Regions from separate parts of the Homo sapiens genome. Here region 2 is linked to region 1. Evidence: chromatin loops called from intact Hi-C (ENCODE). Cell type or tissue: chondrocyte. All regions are shown on one strand. Links, peaks and the distances in the headings refer to the core of each region. The heading gives the core; the rest is flanking DNA. Region 1 overlaps LOC124906243 (a long non-coding RNA gene). Region 2 overlaps CACNA2D3 (calcium voltage-gated channel auxiliary subunit alpha2delta 3).

Region 1 (5,380 bases), core at 184-5,183:
GTAGTCTTCCATTTTTTTTCCTCTATCCTCTCTTATAAATAGACATTTAATAATGTCCATTTCCCAGCAACATTATTGCTCTTAAAGACCCTTTCAGGACCATTTATCATTCCAAAGGCTTGACTTTCACTTCTAAAGGCATGATCCTCCAGTCTAAGTCTCTTGTCCTAAAAATTCTACTGAAATTTGGATATTTGCCTTTGAAATCCCCAGGAAAAAGACCAATCTGAAGGATTTACCAGCCACCTTTGATTCAATACAGCCCAAACTGAGACATTTTCCATGACCTGAACTTGGTAACACCATTTCAAAACTCCTGGTCTCCAGGTTCAAATCCTTAAGTCATCCTTGCTCCCTTCTCACTTCTCATGCCCAATAGCCCTATTCACTTCCCTATTCTGCCTCTGAAAGGTGCATGCATTCCTCCTTTTTGCTTGGCACTGTCCTACCCCAGATGCTCACCATTTCTCCCTAAGCTATTGCAACAGCCTCTTGATTGCTGATGATGACAGCAATGGCTAATATTTATAAGACTGTACCATGCCGAGGAACAGTGCTGAGCAGCCTGTGCACATCCACAGTCCTGTGAGTGAACCACTGCTGTGAGCCCTTCTTTCTAGTGGGGAGACTGTGGTCCAGAGGGTGAAATGTTTTTCTCAGGTCACACCATGTGCACAAAGTATAGCCATGACTCAAATACATTTCAGAGTCAATGCCTGAGCTTCTATTCCCAAGGCATATTGTCTCCCAATATAAATAACAAAATCCGAATCTTTCAGCCTGACCATCAAAACTCTGCAGAATATGGTCTTCTCCAACCTCCTCAACTTTATCTTCCAGTTTATTCCTTTAGTCTACTCTAGGCTACTACTGTTGCAAAAGATGATCCCTTTATCTACATTGTTTACCTCCTCTTCACATCGACATTTGAGGTTCATCTCAAAACACATATCCTCCAAGAAGACTTCACAGATATTCCCACTCAGAATCAGTCTCTCCCCATGTGCCTTGCATGTAGTTTGTTTCGGCACTGGAGCAATGATTTGCTGCATGGTAGTTACTTGAGTGTACATATATTCATCTCACCTGTTCATGTCTTGAATACAGGGCCCATGTGTTACACCTCTCTGTTATATTCATGCCCCCACCTCCCCACCATGCCAGTAGTGCCTGGCATGTGACGAGCCTTCAATACATTTTGGTAGAACTGAAGAGCAAGCTTGGGTATGGTTGGGGGTTGGATTATTAATAGTGTTTCCAAGTGGGAAGTGAGACTGTCACCCTGGCCAGTCTATTCCTGAGTTACCACAGATCCCAAAAGGTCTTTAGGCTTAATCATTCACAGAACACAGCCGGTATTAGGAGCAAGGCTCTCTTCCAATTAATAACTGAAGTCCAGTGTTCAACTTCCACAAAGCATTTACTCTATAATTGGTATTAATTCCTTCAGAAGTAATTTCCACTGTTCTTCAGCTCCCATCACCAACTAAACTTGAGTATCAATGGTGGTAAAAATAACAACGACAAAAGCTAACATTTACCAAACTTTACATTTATAAATCTCCATTTGATCTTCGAAACCACTTAATGCAGTAGAGACTACTATCATTCCCTTTTTCTGAATGAAAAGATTGAGGTTCAGAGGGGCTGAGGAACTTCCCAAGATCACTAAGCCAATAGGAAGTGATGAAGCCGGATGCAATCTGACACCCACACTCTTAACCACTGAGCCTCACCATCTCTCTAGAGGCCTGAAGTTAATAAATTTCAGTTTCCTCTCCTCTCCCCACATGACCAGAAGACTTGAGACACAGAAGCCTTGGTGCAGTGCTGCTGAGTGTTACCCCCCCCCCGCTTTGTTTTTGCTTGCCTGTGCACGGCCAGTTTTACAGCCGGGCTGCTTATGTGAAGACGTCCACTCACATCCTGGTCATCATTAATCCCCTCATTAAGCAACCCATGAGGAAGAAGCAGTGGGAACGGCCGTGGCTCTGCACAGGTTGGGCTCTGTTGGAGATGGGACGTGAAATCTTTGCACGCCACTGGCCATGAGTCATTGGAAGACTGAGCTGTGTCCCAGAGAGGATGACAGGAAACCGCAGGCTCTGGCTTCACTCTTGCGGTGACAGTCTTTGAGAGGCTGGATGACCATGGTGGTTCAGCTGTTCCCCGATGGCTGCCTCCCTACCAGTGCTGGGCTGTGTTTTTCTTGGCCAGTTGGAATGTGGAATGCTTCCTAGCTCAGTCAGTGCTGTGGAAGGAGACAAATCTACTTCCCAAGTCTCCACCCCCCTGCTCCAGCTACTACAATCATTTTGTACAACTCCTTCCTGCTGTTTGGAGACATATTTATGGGCAGTTGGGACACAGGGACTCTTCTCCTTGGCAACAGCTTCCCACCAAGCCAAGCAAACTTTGAAGTGGTCTTGGTTCCTGAGTGAGCAGAACATCTATCGTCCAGCAACATATGCCCTTTTGTTTGGCTCCCAGTTTCATGACCTCTGTGATATAAGATGGGACCTTCAACAACAAGCCCAAACAGGAGTCTCTCATTCTTGTGTTGACAAAACTTCTTTCTTGATTCATTTCTGTCCCACTTCATGCATGGATCACACTCACCATCTGAAAAATCTAGTATTCTGCCTTTTTCATTAAGAAAAAGAAAAGGTTTCATCATGCATTTAGCTGTTAGTATGTACATTGCACTGTGTGATGCCCAAAGAAGGGCAAAACACAGCCCTGATCATCTAGAACCTAGGGGAGACTTAAACAAATATGTGAAAAGCTGGAGAGAATTGCATTACTGTAAGAATGGCTGGAGTTTGGCCTTTAACCAAGTCCTGAATACAAGTCTTGTTTCTGCTGCTGAATAACTGGATGTCTCCTTATTCGCATCCATAAAACAGATGAACAAGCACCTCTGCCTCTCAGGGTTGCTTGTGAAGACTAAATGAGACAATGTCCTATCAAGCACTTGTCAGAGTCTCTCACATGTAATTAACACTCCGTACGTGGAAGCTGTGATTACTTCTCATATTTAGGATGTGGGGGTATGTACAGGGCATTGTCTACTTTATAAATGTCTCTTCTTCCAAAATGGAACTGGACAAAGTCAAGACAGAAAACAGTTTCAGATATCCATTCAAAGCAAGGATAGGTACTTAGCACTGAAGCAAAATCTTTGCTGAGATATCTATAGGAATTGGTAAATGTAAATCATTCAGGGGGTCTTTTTAAAACGTGGCCTGAGTTTATCCCCTTTTGGGTCAAAGACAGATGTCAGAAAGCTTCTTCTTTACCCAGCTTTGCAACCTCCCATCTGCCTTCAATTAGGCAAGCGGTCAGCCTCTCCACATTTAGGGTACACCAAGGCAAGGCCCTGAGTTACACTCTTGTCGCAAACCCACTAGGAATGACTTCACAGCTGGACACGGTTTGTCCCACAGAAATTCCAGACACAACATTGCCCAAAGCATTTAGGCCTTGCAGACCACGACATTATATTTTAACATGTCACTCATAATCCTGATTCTTCCTCTCTCCCTATCTGGAAACTCACGTTTGCCTCTCAGATTGCATCCTCTATGCTTTGAAAACACTGAGTGATAACCACACTGACTCATCTGTTCTGAGAGGAGGCTTGCTCTGGCCAGGCCAATTTGAACTCTGAGCCACAGGCCCTGACTTCTGAACCTTCTCTAATGAGTCTGTTTTGTGCCTTACATATTTTTACCCAAAGATAAGATCTGTTCTCATTTTCTCTAGATCTATTTATGCATCCCTAATAAGCAAGTTGTTATAAAAAAGCAAGTTTAGATGTAGTCTAAACACTTGAATGTGTAGCAGCTGCAAGATTACCTGTTTGAAGTCTGTTGATGAGACTTCTCCCAGGGAGGACATAGCAAAGGGAAAGGCATTCAAATCATGAGAAGAACATAGAGGTGGGGTTTTTGGTTTTAGTTTTGGTTTTATTCCAAGCCAAAAGACTAAGCTCAGAGAGCATAATATCTCCATTCCTCAAGGTCATGGCCAGGCCCAGATGTTTTTTGCTTTGTCCAACATTTGTAGGCTCCTCATTTCTGGCAGTAGGTGCATACAGTATAGACTTGACTTCCTTTGAATTTCCTGCCATTAATAAGGCCCAGGGTCAATATAAAATATGTATTGAATATCTAGTCACATTTTTTCAGGCAGCATTAAAATTCTTCTCTATGGAACATAATGTTTGATGTACTTGGAAAAGGCTACTTTGTTTTATAATATGTACCTCTGAGGAAGTCAAATATTTTTATTCCTTGATTCCTTCCCTCCCTCCCTTCCTTCCTTTCTTCCTTCCTTCCTTCCTTCCTTCCTTCTTTCCTTCTACTCTTCTATCCTTTCATCTATTCATTCATTTCTCCATTAACACATTTTTTCACATTTATGTCAAGTATCTACTGTGGGCCAAGCAGTGAGCTAAGTATTAGAGATAAAAATAAATCGAACATCCAACTTGATTTTTAATCTTGTAGGGGAGAGAAAGTTAAACTGGGAAAATGATGTAACCAAAGTATAAGTAAAGTTCACTGGGAGAGTCAATAAAGTTCACTGGGAGACCCATGGGGGAAGAATTTGCTTCTAGAATAATTAGAGCTGGGCTTGAAACTGGCTCTCTCCCTAACTAGCTGTGTAACCTTGGGCTTTACTTAACTCCTGTGAGCCTTGGTTTCCTCATCTTAAAATGGGGATTATAGTAGAATCTATTTCATTGGATTGTAGTGAGGATTCAGTGAATGAATGAGGTAATCATAAAAAGGGTTCAGTGCAGTACTTGACTTCTCTATGATTAGAATTAGTGATCCTGTCTAGGAAAACCTTACAGAAGAGGTAACATTGGTCTTAATCCTGAAGAATGAGTAGGGACTTGAAAAGGGGGAAGAACATTGCAAGTAGAGGGAAAACCATGTCTAGGCCTGGAGTCATGCATATGTGTGACGTGTTAGGCAGCAGATGGTCAGTGTGGTCAGACAGAGGGGATGTGTGGGATGGGAGTTGAGACTGGACAAGTAGGACAGCTGGAAAAGGACTATGTATTCGATGGTGAACTACATGCTTCAGACAGGAAACAATGGAACGTAGCATGGTAGTTCTCACTCCAGAAACCAGAGACTGAATCCTGGAAGGAGAGAGACGGATAAGAAGCAGTTTCTTAGCTGTCCATCGGCCTCCTAAGGTTCGCATAGAGCTTTCAGCTCTGTTGTCCATCCAGTAACCCTAAGATATTTTCCAGTTTAGGCTAAGGTATTTGGCAAAAGATTCGGGAGACCTCCTGCCTTCCTCTTCTTCTGCCACTGGCACACCCTCATGGTCCACTCTGATGGTGAAGGGCTGGGAAGTGGGA
Region 2 (5,380 bases), core at 161-5,160, 160 kb before region 1:
AGGGGAGGGATAGCATTAGGAGAAATACCTAATGTAGATGATGGGTTGATGGGTGTAGCAAACCACCATGGCACATGTATACCTAGGTAACAAACCTGCACATTCTGCACATGTATCCCAGAACTTAAAGTATAACAAAACAAAAAATAAAATAAATAAAGTCCAGTTCCTGCCTGCAAGCTACTTACAGTTAAGGTGAGAGGGGAAGAAACAACACAAGAAAATGCAAGTGAGGTATATCACATTCTAAAATTCATGGCTGTCAAACCTGTTTGCACATTAGAATTCCTTAGGGAGCTTAAAAAATAGCCCCACCCCAGACTAATGAAATATTGCAGATAGGAGGTGAGATGCTAGGTATCATCATGTATATAAAATTACTTTGGCCCGGCTCAGTGACTGATGCCTGTAATCCCAGCACTTTGGGAGGCCTAGGTGGGGGAAGTGCTTGAGCTCAGGAGTTCGAGACCAGCTTGGGCAACCACATCCAGCACGTGAAACCTCATCTCTACCCACCCCCACCCAAAAAAAAAGAAAAAAATTAACTAGATATGGTGACATGCACCTGTAGTCCTAGCTATCCAGGAGGCTGAGGCAGGAGGATCGCTTGAACTGAGGAGTTGAAGGCTACAGTGAGCTATGTGCCACTGCACTGAAGCCTGGGTGACAGAACAATACCCCATCTCAAAAGAGAAAAGAAAAGGAAAGAAAATTTATTTGAAGTTCCCCAGGTGATTCCAAAGGGCAGCCAACGTTGAGAATCACTGTTTTAAACAAATGCCAATGTGTATGCCTTAGGAATTGAGAGTGAGTTTACATCCAATTTTCCAGATTCTTCGATGAGGCCTCATCAGAGGCCCATGAGATCCCTAAGGAGCAAGATATCCCTTGGGAATTCATGTTTGGGAAGCAGTTTAAGTGTGCAGCTTTAAACTATGAGACCTGGACTAATAATCCAGCCCCTTTGATTACTAGCGTGCTGATAATCTTGGACCTGTGACTTCATCTGTCTGAGACTTAGTTTCCCCTTATATAAAATATGACCATCAGAGATAATGTCAACACTGCTGACAGAAAGTAATCAATTAATTCTTTTTTTTTTTTTTTTTTTGAGATGGAGTCTTGCTCTATTGCCCATGCCCAGGCTGGAGTGCGGTGGCACAAATCTCAGTTCACTGCCACCTCCGCCTCCTGGGTTCAAGCAATTCTCATGTCTTAGCCTGCCGAGTAGCTGGGACTACAGGTGCGTGCCACCACGCCAGGCTAATTTGTATTTTTAATAGAGATGGGGTTTTGCCATGTTGGCCAGGCTAGTCTTGAACTCCTGACCTCAAGTGATCGGCCCACCTTGGCTTCTCAAAGTTGTGGGATTACAGGCGTGAGCCACCACACCTGGCCTTTAATCAATTAATTCTTATGGTTACTGTTCTTCTTACCTGGGTAAGATGCTGATGGGATTAATATCTCAGTATCTACAATTTTGTTTCTCTTTATATTATCAGCACCTGTTGATGAAAGGTGTTGATTTGGTGCCAACAGACCCTCTGCTTAATCCACCAAATGAGTGACGCTTTCTTGTTGCTCCCCATTCAGTGTTCAGCAGTGAACCCTGGGAGGTCCTGATAGCCTGTGTGGTTTATTCTTGGCTAATGATGGGTGCTCATTAGCTAAAGTTGGTTTTTGTTTTGTTTTGTTTTGTTTTGTTTTGTTTTGTTTTGTTTTGTTTTTTGAGATGGAGTCTTGCTCTGTCGCCCAGGCTGGAGTGCAGTGGCGTGGTCTCAGCTCACTGAAAGCTCCGTCTCCAGGGTTCACGCCATTCTCCTGCCTAAGCCTCCCGAGTAGCTGGGACTACAGGCACCTGCTACCATGCCCGGCTAATTTTTTATATTTTTAGTAGAGACGGGGTTTCACTATTTTAGCCAGGATGGTCTCGATCTCCTGACCTCATGATCCGCCCGCCTTGGCCTCCCAAAGTGCTGGGATTACAGGCGTGAGCCACCGCGCCCGGCCAGCTAAAGTTGTTTAACTAATTTCCAGTTGGAGGGCTCAAAGGCAGTAGGACCAGGGTTTTGTAAATTCACTGCCTCTGCTGTGTTAGAGACACTGCACCAATCTTAAAGAACAGTGCCATCTCTGCAAGAAGTTGCTGTGGGATGAGATGATGACTGATACGAGCAGGAGAGAAGGGAGAGCACATTTTGAATCTTCTATTAGCACTCCTATCAACAGGTTGAGCCTTCTACTTTCCTGGCTTTCTGAGATGTAAGAATGAGTAAGGGCTTCCCATGGCGACGGTCTCTTTGTTAAGAATTTCCTATGTTCCTCCCCCATGCCTTTTCAATTGCAAGTTGAAAGCTGCCCCCAGAGGACACATTTTATAGCGCAACAAAGAAGACATATTTTTACATGCTACCTTAGTGAGTCATTTTGCTTCTCAGACTTTTCAATTCGGAATTGCTTAATTATGTCCCATGATAGGTCTCTATGTCTAATGCCTCCCTTGTCCTGTTTTTAGGGCTGTATTTGCAGACATTAAGCTGTTTCAAGATTGTTTTTAGGCCAGTTGTTTAGCCAAAGTGAGCTAATTTGATGAATCATTACAGGAAAATTACCTGGCCTCACGGTACATAGTAGGTGTTTAATAAATGTTGAGCCCCACAGTTGCTAACCACCCCTAAATTAGCCAGCCTAAATTAGCTGAGCTTATGCTGTTAAAATGCAGCCTGCTAATTCTTAGAGCAAATATTTTTCTTGGTCAGGATTTTTGTCTAGTTGGAAAAGAAAGAACAGTATCAGCAAAATGGCTTTAAACATGTCTTAATGTCATGAGTTTGTCATCCAAGGCTCTACCCAGCATGGGTGCAGGGCTACCAGGCTTTGTTTGTATTGCTTTGAGTTGTTTCTTCAGAGGCCGTATCTGCCTTCTGTCAAAGTTTAAAGTTTCAAAGTTCCACCATCCATGTGGGCACACAGCGATGCTAATGATAAGGTTGGTTGGAGTAGCCTGGTGGTGATGTCATGGGGATTAAGGCATGTTATCTGTAATAAGAATACACCCCCACTGCTGAGTGCAGCTGCACACAGCACCAGTCTTGGGCTGGGCATGATTCTCAGAGCTGATTTTAGAGTCAAATGAAAGCAGGCAATTATCATGTTCTTTAACTGTAATCAGCCGAACAGGATACAGGTAGCCGCAAAATGGAGTTATTTAAAACAGTAACAAAGTCACTTCAAAAAGGGTAATAATCTGGAAGTCTCCTGCTGCAATATCTAGTTAAAGCTGTCCAAGTGTGGAGAAGACAGGGAAGGCTTATTTTGTAACCTCGTCAATGGCAATAGTATCAGGAAAGCCTCCTTTTGAAATAGAGGAGTGGGGAACAAGGGGAGGGAGAGTGTTAGGACAAATATCTAATTCACATGGGGCTTAAAACCTAGATGATGGGTTGATAGGTACAGGAAACCACCATGGCACATGTATTCCTATGGAACAAACCTGCTTGTTCTGCGCATGTATACTATAACTTAAAGTAATATTTAAAAATAAATAAATAAATAAAAGGAACCTTGGCCTGGGGGCTGCCCCAGAGCAATTTAGTTTAGCCCCAACATGTAAACTAGAGCCTTTGAAAATGATCCAAGGAGAATCCTGAGTTTCCTGCCATCTGTCAGAGTGGTTACCATGGTAAGAAGTATTCACAAGTGCAGCCAGCTGTTCCAGTCTGGCCTGGTGACTCATCAGCCCTTCAGCTTGGGTTGAAAGTTGATTCTGGACATTGGTTATCTTGGGCAGCATTTTTTGTGACATTCCAATAAGACCCTGGGCTGGGGAACAGGTCTGAAGCCTAAGCATTTCTTAGAATCTGTCAGAGCCTGCTTCTGAGCAGAGAGCAAAAGGTGGTGGATTCAGCTTGGCCCCCTACTAAATCTGGCTCTATCACCAATGATCTATGTGAACTTGGGCATATTTATTTAGGCTGGCTAAGACTTGGTTTTCCCCTCTGTAAAATGGAGATGATTATAATCTATCTTATAGGGATGTGTTTAGAGGAGTACCTCGCTTATGGTTGCTAAACAGAGTTCAGTACACATCAGCTGTTGTTATCATTGCCTTCCGCTAAGAAGCCCATGGACAGAAGTTCCTGCATCATCGCTTGGTAACACCAGCACAGCTTCTGATGGTGTCCTTGTATTGCAGTAGCAAGCATGGATTTTCCTCTGCATTGTCTATGCCAATGAGCTAAGAAAACCGGGAGCCTTGTTCATCTTTCAGCCAGCTGGGTAATGCCTGTGTCAATTCCCATTCCTTTAAACACCAGCCCATTAATTGGTAGTGGCAATGAAAAGATACCAATACTTATAACAGCAGCTATAGCTCTGCCTCCTGTTGGAATACTTCCTCTCTAGCAGGCACTGTGCTGAATGCAACACATAGATAACCTTCTTTAACCCTATGACCACCCTATAAGGTAGTCATTATTCTCACCATTTCACAGATAGGAAACTGAGGCACCAAGAGGGTTAAAAAGACATTGTTGTAAGTGGATGAGTTAGGATTTGAGCTCAGGTATTACTGACTTCAAAGATGGCATTTTCACTATGTCACATTGCCTTCTCTTGAGCCTTTGGGAACAGTGCAGCTTTAAGAGCCCGAACTCTAACAAAGAATAAAATCAGTCTTCTGTTGTAAGGATCTTAACAACGTTGGCACACTTAGAGCATATTTCAGTGTACTTCTACACAGCTGGTTATTTAGATCTCAGAACATCTCTGTAATTGTTTAATAAGTCAGGAAACGAAGCCTTTGAAGAGTACCAGCAAGCTGCTCAAGAATGCACCCTGGAGGCCGAGCGCGGTGGCTCACGCCCATAATCCCAGCATTTTGGGAGGCTGAGGCAGGTGGATCACAAGGTCAGGAGTTCGAGACCAGCCTGGCCAACATAGTGAAACCCCATCTCTACTAAAAATACAAAATTAGTTGGGTGTAGTGGCATGTGCCTGTAGTCCCAACTACTCGGGAGGCTGAAGTGGGAGAATCGCTTGAACCTGGGAGGCAGAGGTTGCAGTGAGCCAAGACCATGCCATTGCACTCCAGCTTGGGTGACAGAGAGTGAGACTCCATATCAAAAAAAAAAAAAAAAAGAATGTACCCTGTATATACGACAGGACCAACTTTTGAAACCATGGCCATCCTGCATCCATGGCTATGAGACTCCAAGCACATGCACATTCCTCTCAACCCCATGCTGCCTCTCACCTGGCTCTGGCACATGTTTTAGGTGTAGAGACAGCATTGGGCAGTGGGAAAAGGATAAGTCAATACCAATTCTTGCCAAATGCTAGAAAGCCCTTGCAGGGGTACCTGTAGAAATCTCCTGAGTGA

What was found. A loop is a pair of places that touch in the nucleus more often than their neighbours do. Peaks named below come from ENCODE experiments on the same cell type or tissue, not always from the same donor. Only the 100,000 strongest peaks of a DNase experiment are listed, where the experiment ranks them.
Region 2: it touches region 1 in a loop (4-fold over the local background); 1 of 110 quality-filtered maps calls a loop at or near these places.

Annotation. Positions count from the first base shown.
Region 1 is chr3:55,158,619-55,163,998 of GRCh38, forward strand. All of the region lies in intron 2 of LOC124906243 (a long non-coding RNA gene), which reads right to left. Among named protein-coding and RNA genes, the nearest start is that of LINC02017, 17 kb to the right of the region's middle. RefSeq lists an enhancer at 1,555-2,754. In chondrocyte, for the core only: no CTCF peak of the experiment used is centred there; a DNase peak (open chromatin) is centred at 2,116.
Region 2 is chr3:54,997,036-55,002,415 of GRCh38, forward strand. All of the region lies in intron 31 of CACNA2D3 (calcium voltage-gated channel auxiliary subunit alpha2delta 3), which reads left to right. Among named protein-coding and RNA genes, the nearest start is that of LRTM1, 72 kb to the left of the region's middle. In chondrocyte, for the core only: CTCF peaks have their summits at 2,371 and 2,572; no DNase peak of the experiment used is centred there.